2 separate regions of the Homo sapiens genome follow, and region 2 is linked to region 1. The links are chromatin contacts, found by Hi-C in ENCODE. All regions are on one chromosome and are shown on one strand. The core of a region is the stretch at or near the end of the contact, and the rest is flanking DNA. Distances in the headings are between cores, read along the strand shown.

Region 1 (2,931 bases), core at 269-2,768:
AAATATGCTTCTCAGAATAGAGGGTTTAAAAAATAAATACACACATAAAGAGATTCTTCTAAATAAAGCATGGGTCAAAGAAGAAATCCAAAGAAAATTAGCACTTATTTCAAATATCCATCAAAATATTACACAAAAATTGTAGCATAGTCTTAGAGGAAGATTTGTGACTTTAAATACTGACGACATTTCAACAAAGAAGGTACACAGTGATCAATACACTCATGAAAGGGTGTTCAACTCACCCGTCACAAGGAAATGCAAACTAACGCCTCACTGAGATCTGCCAAACTTCTGGTGCCGACTGTGACCTGGCCGCGCCTGCGGGGGGCAGAGGAGAGAAGGAGACTGGGGGTGAGGTCCACGTGTCCCAGGCAGGGGGACAGAGGCCAGAAGAAAGTGGCTGCGGGTGAGATCCACATGTCCCAGCCAGGGACGGAGAGGAGGGAGAACCGGACAGCAGCATCTGCTTCCAGCCACGTCACGTGTTTGGAGAGGCGGTGTCACCTCAGTGTGAGGAATGGCCACTCAGGACACGTCTGGACTTCCTCCCAGCCACCTCTCACCAGGGATCAGAATCCCGGCCCCGGGGACCCTCGACCCATAAACATCTTGGGCCTACAGCACCACCAAGCACGCCACAGCCTTGGCCTGGGGCTGCTTCAGAGACACCGCACGGAGGGCTTCTCACTTCCCCAGCCAGGAGCCACCCACGCTGCACCCGGGGAGGCCCCAGTTGCATCTGTCCCACCTTTCAGACCGAGCCAGCCAGAGGCGCCCAGAAAGACTATGCCAGGCCTCAGCTGTGTTGAAACCCAGGTTGGGGACAGTGGCAGGACCTGTGCCAGCGTCTGCCCTTGCTCCTGGCTGGATTCAGTTACTTGGCTGGGCCCCAGTGAAGGCGCAGAGGGCACCACCACCTGCACAGGAAGGGAAGGAAGCCCACAGCAGAGCCAGCACACGTGTGGCCACGCCCCGGCCCAGCCCCCCCTCACACGTGGCCACACCCCCTGCCCAGCCCCCTTACATGTGGCCACACCTCCGATCAGCCCCCTTCCACACGTGGTCACGCCCCCTGTTCAGCCTCCTCGCACATGACCACGCCCCCGTCCAGCCCCCGCACACAGGGCCACTCCTCTAGCCCAGCCCCTCACACGCGTGACCACGCCCCTTAGTCTCCTCGCTCGTGGCCACGCCCCCTGCACGGCCCCCTCGCGCGTGGCCACACCCCTGTCCAGCCACACACACACACACACACACACACACACACACACACACACACACACGCTGGGCCACGCCCCTACCCAGCCCCCTCACACGTATGGGCACGCCCCTGCTCAGCGCCCTCACACGCATGGCCACCCCCCGTCCAGCCCCTTAACGCGTGCTGCCCCGTGCCCACCTACAGCGGCCTCCTCCGCACCAGGGCTGACCCAGTGTGGGGTCCAGGTGGGCTCTGGTAGGCCCCCGGGCAGAGCTGTGCCCCGCGTCACTGAGGATGCACAGAGAAAAAGGAAGGGGCGGAGGAAGCGGAAACCCGAGCAGCGCTGCCTGGGCGTGGCAAGCCCGCTAGTTTTCCCGCCCGCTCATCTGCTTTCCCTCCCTCCATAATAAGTGTGGCACCTGGAGTGTGTGACTTTCATGATTTTCTTTTAGGAGAAACATAACGCAGTCCTCTGTCCCGCCCCTCCTGCAGGGAATGGTCATGGGGGCGTAGTTAACCCCATGCGTGCGGAGGTACACCTTGGAGCCCAGCGCCGACACAGGTCAGGAGAGTGTTAGCCACTGCTGAATGACTCCTGTTGTGTGCAAAATTGTTTTGACTTTTAAAGACTACACACAACCCATTCTGCCATTATTTAGGGTGAATTATACTGCTGGGTCACAAGAAGAAGACGTGGCTCCTCTTGATGCTGAGGGAGGCCTGGAAGTCATTGCTGGGAGCTTGGGAAGAGGGCTCCCCGAGGCAGAGCCTCCCAGGGGACAGAGGCGGCCCAGCGATGACCTGGGAGGTGAGCACAGGTGTGCGGGGCCCCTCGGGGCCCACCATAAGGCCCCACAGCAGGCCCTAACCTCCCCCATGTGTCCTAAGGCAGTTCCATTTGCATTGGCAATGGTCATTTCACTACTTCTGACCTGGAAGCGAGGTATATGTTTGGAGGTGACACGAGGCTCCCAAAGGGGTGCTATAGGGCGCCTTTTCTTATTTTATAAAACTTACATCGAAATGAGCCGCACCCTGAGGGGCAGCCCACCTGCTCACCCCTGGAGGGACTCTCCCAGGGCTGAGGGTCTTCCCCAGATGCTTCACCCGGGCTCCTCCAAGTGTGGGGTGGCCTTCAGTCTGCTGCGAAGAGGATGTGGGGTGTCTGGCAGCCACTCTGCTCTGGATTTGCGGGAACCTCTGCTGCCTCCCTGGTGCCCCTTGATTGGCGCTGGGTCTAGGAACCCCCTCTGGGTTGGAACTGGACTTGAAAAGGTCATTTTCTGCCTGCACCCACCAAGGCCACCTGGGGCTGTGGAGCCAGGAAACCCCTGTCACTCTCCTCAGATGCTGGCCCGAGGGCACCCTCAGTCTCCCTGAGTCCAAATCACCTTTTCTTCCCAAATGACCCAGCAGCCTAGGCCAGCCCCAGCTGGAAAGACTGCTCCCCTCTCTCCTCCGCTCTGCTCCCCTGCCCTCTCTTCCCCTCCCCTCCCTTCCTTTCTTCTGCTGGCGGAAGTCCTGTGCCAATCCCACATCCACATCCGTCACTGCACTCCTGGATCACACCTGGACAGACACAGAACTAGTCCTGGGAGTGATCCCAGGGCCAGGACCCTAGTAATGAGTTATCTAAATGTCTCTGGGTGTCTGGAATTGGTTCTCTGCTCCAACTAGCTTTAAAGGCATTCACGCTCTGTTCCCAGGGGTACCAGGGTGCTAGCTGC
Region 2 (3,202 bases), core at 592-3,091, 210 kb before region 1:
GTCTTTCCTTCAACAAGCATATTTTTTCTTTACAATAATAATGGCAAACATTTATTAGAGCTTACTATAGGCTATGCATTACTCTAAACAATCTACATATGTTGTCTCATTTAATCCTCATGCTGTCCTCCAAGATAGAAAACATTATTCTTGTTTTACAAGTTTCATTATCTATTTTATAGATGAAGACACTGAGGCAAAGAGTTCAGTGGAGCTGGGATTCAAAATGATGGAGTCTCACTCCGGGATCCATGCTCCTACCCACTATGTTTATAATAGCAGTTCCTGAAAACCCTATTAAAACAGATGCCATTAAATTATAAGCCTTTTAACTTTTTTTTTTACCGTCTATTACAGATCACTAATATGATTTCAAGTAATGATGAATCTAAATATAAAGGCACTAAAACAAGGAAAACAAGACAGGAAAGAAAACTCTAATCCATTTTAAAAGACCACATGTGTTTCCCTATTTGTTTTGCTTAAAAGTGTGGACAAATTTGATCCAGAAAGGACATTTAAAAAAATGGCACACTGAGGGCTGAGAGTCAGAAATAAGATTTACTGTAAGGACTTACAGATAATCACAGATTCCTCATGGGAAAGGTAAACATGTAAAGACGAGGAGAAAACAGAATATGAAAGAGTAAACGTCTTTTTTGATTAGGGCCGGATGGTAAGGATTTGGAGGCAGCAAGAGACAGCTTCATAAGGGAAGAAATGGTTCTCTAGATTCTTTAGTCTTCAAAATGAGTTTGAATAGACCCAAGGACAGAGGTGGAATCTAATTGAGAAAAAGGTCAAATTGAGCTTACTGTGAGGGGAAGGATGCAAAATTAGTGTCTGCTGCAAGAAAAATAAGCATGGAAAGAAATTAAGGGAGGAGACAGAGACAGAGCCAGAGCCACAGACCAGGAGTAGGGAAAAAAAGGTAAGCAGCAGACGGGGCAGAGTGGCCTGGAGGAATGAGGGGTCACACCTAGCAGGTGCCCACCGGCGAAGAGGCAAGGGCCGAGCCCGGAGGGCAAACGCCGGCAGGAGTCGTCCCCGAAACACCTTGCCCAGCGAGGCGGACACAAGCTCGGGCCTGCAAGACGGCCCAGGAGGGTGGGGGCGGGAAGGGGTCGCAGAAGGTGGGCAGGGGAAGCGGCTGAGGACACGCGATGCACCTGTGGGCGGTCCCCGTGCCCACCTGACTCGCCCGCAGCTCCCTGAATGAACCCTCCACACCCGCCGGCCGCCCCCAGACCCCACCTGACGCGCCCGCGGCCCATCGTCCCTTCCTGACGCGCCCGCGGACCCAGACCTCAGCAGACGCGCACGCGGCAATCCCGTCCCCATCTGACGCGCCCGCGACAACCCCGTCCCCACCTGACGCGCCCGCGACAACCCCGTCCCCACCTGACGCGCCCGAGACCCCCGGTCCCCACCTGACGCGCCCGCGACCCCATGTCTTCCCCTGACGCGCCCGCCGCCCCCGGTCTTCACCTGACTCGCCCGTGGCCCATCGTCCCCACCTGACGCGCCCGCGATCCCCAATCTTCACCTAAGGCGCCTGCGGCGCCCAGTCTTCACCTGACGCGCCCGCGGCACCCCGTACCTACCTAGCGCGCCTGCAGCCCCCAGTCTTCACCTGACGCGCCCGCGTCCCCCAGTGCCCAACGGGCGCGCCTGCCACCTGGGCCGGCACCTGACGGCGACCAGGCGATTATTGCCGGAAGTGGGCCACCGCCTCTCGGCGCGCCTCAGGGAAGCCCCGCCCCTGGCCATGCTGATTGGCCGGCGCGGATTCGCGTGGCAGTGTTGCTGCCGGGTCCTGACGCCCGCAGCGTGCGCCTGCGTAGTAGGCACTGCCCCGCCGTCCGCGCGCGCCCAGAGTGCCGGGCGTGGAGGTGTGGGGGCGCGGGGGCGCGGGGGCGCGGGGGCGCGGGGGGGCGGGGGCGGGGGGGCGCAGGGACGGGCGCGGTCAGTGCCTGAGATCCCTGCGATCGCTGGGAGATGACGGTGAAGACCTGAGATTTAGGCCTGCGCGGCGGGTGACGACGCCGGTCCGGGTCTTCACTGGAGGACGCTGGCCGGGGCCTTCAGGTGTTCTCGTGGCCTGAGGACGCGCGTCCCTGAGAATGTGCGTGCCCGCGCCGCGCGGGTCCCACAGGAGCCTGGGCAGCCCCGCCGCCGCATTTCCACCCTGCGGCCGTATTTCCACCCGCTGGGCGCCAAGCCCGGGATGACTGCACTCTAGGGCATCACTGCGCGCTCACACTCAGCATTCAGGCACAAGCACGTTCTCTTTATAAACAGTTTCGAATCTTGTCGAGTCTTTCTAGAAGGTTGAAATGCCCTGGAGGAGCAGCGTGAATAGTTTTTTCCAATTAGGAAAAAAGAATGTGGGGCGGCTGGAGGGAGAGAGGCAGGCCGAGAAGGCCAGGTGCGTCCAGGAGCCGCAGCCCCCGTGCCTCAGTTTCCTCCTAGAAACATGGAGGTGGCGGTGCACGCTACAGGATTTCTGTAAGAACAGATGAGTTAACGTGTGCAAAACATTTAAAACAGTGTCTGGTGTGTAGCAAGCAAATATGAGTATTAGTCTTTTCCTTGTTAAAATGTGTGCATCTACATTTGGTGCACATTACAGGAAGTGTATAGTATGGATTCATATTTTGGAAAAGTAATTTTAGAAGTTATTTCTGATGTGCTTATTGTAATAGTGTTTCTTGACCACATGCTTTTAGATAATGTGAAGGCAATGAAGCAGGCAATATTGCTTGCACATCCCCAATTTAAACACCTGTCTGTCCCTCCTTCCCTCTCTCCTTTCTTTTCTTCCTTACCCTCTCTCTTTATTCCTTCCTTCATTCCCTTCAAGGTTGCGGATTATTCCATTATATAAATGTATCAATTTATTAGAATAGTTTCTATGATGTCTATGATGGGCTTTAGATTGTTTGCAATAGTTTGCCATTACAAATAATGCCCAGTAGTGCTGTGGTTTGATTTAACTTGTGAAGGTATATTTCCAAATAAATCGCTATGATTGGATTGTTGTGTAAACCAAAAAGTGTCTGAGGCAGATCACAACTGATATAGAGGTTTATTTTGCCAAAATTGTGGATTTGCCTGGGGAAAAAGAAACACAGGTTACAGTAGGATTTTTGGCCTGTACTTTTTTCCAAATATTTAAGGGAAAAGCGCCGGTAGGAGGGGA

Evidence for each region. A loop is a pair of places that touch in the nucleus more often than their neighbours do. Pooled maps may share reads with other maps.
Region 2: a loop to region 1 is called in a map of naive thymus-derived CD4-positive, alpha-beta T cell, with 12 times the contacts of the local background. The contact joins the promoter of LINC03100 here to the promoter of LINC01237 in region 1. A Hi-C loop is called at or near these places in 1 of 168 maps with a recorded cell type or tissue (naive thymus-derived CD4-positive, alpha-beta T cell), 6 of 37 single-sample maps with no recorded cell type and 12 of 50 pooled maps.

Annotation. Positions count from the first base shown.
Region 1 is chr2:241,879,950-241,882,880 of GRCh38, reverse strand. LINC01237 (long intergenic non-protein coding RNA 1237) reads right to left here and starts at 1,518. Exons shown (of 4, transcript NR_110220.1): 1 at 1,403-1,518; 2 at 246-321. LOC105373978 (a long non-coding RNA gene) reads left to right here and starts at 1,554. Exons shown (of 3, transcript XR_924077.3): 1 at 1,554-1,766; 2 at 1,864-2,012. RefSeq lists an enhancer at 1,498-2,088.
Region 2 is chr2:242,087,204-242,090,405 of GRCh38, reverse strand. It overlaps LINC03100 (long intergenic non-protein coding RNA 3100), which reads left to right and starts at 1,841. Exons shown (of 1, transcript NR_186294.1): 1 at 1,841-3,055. LINC01881 (long intergenic non-protein coding RNA 1881) reads right to left here and starts at 1,773. Exons shown (of 7, transcript NR_130702.1): 1 at 1,605-1,773.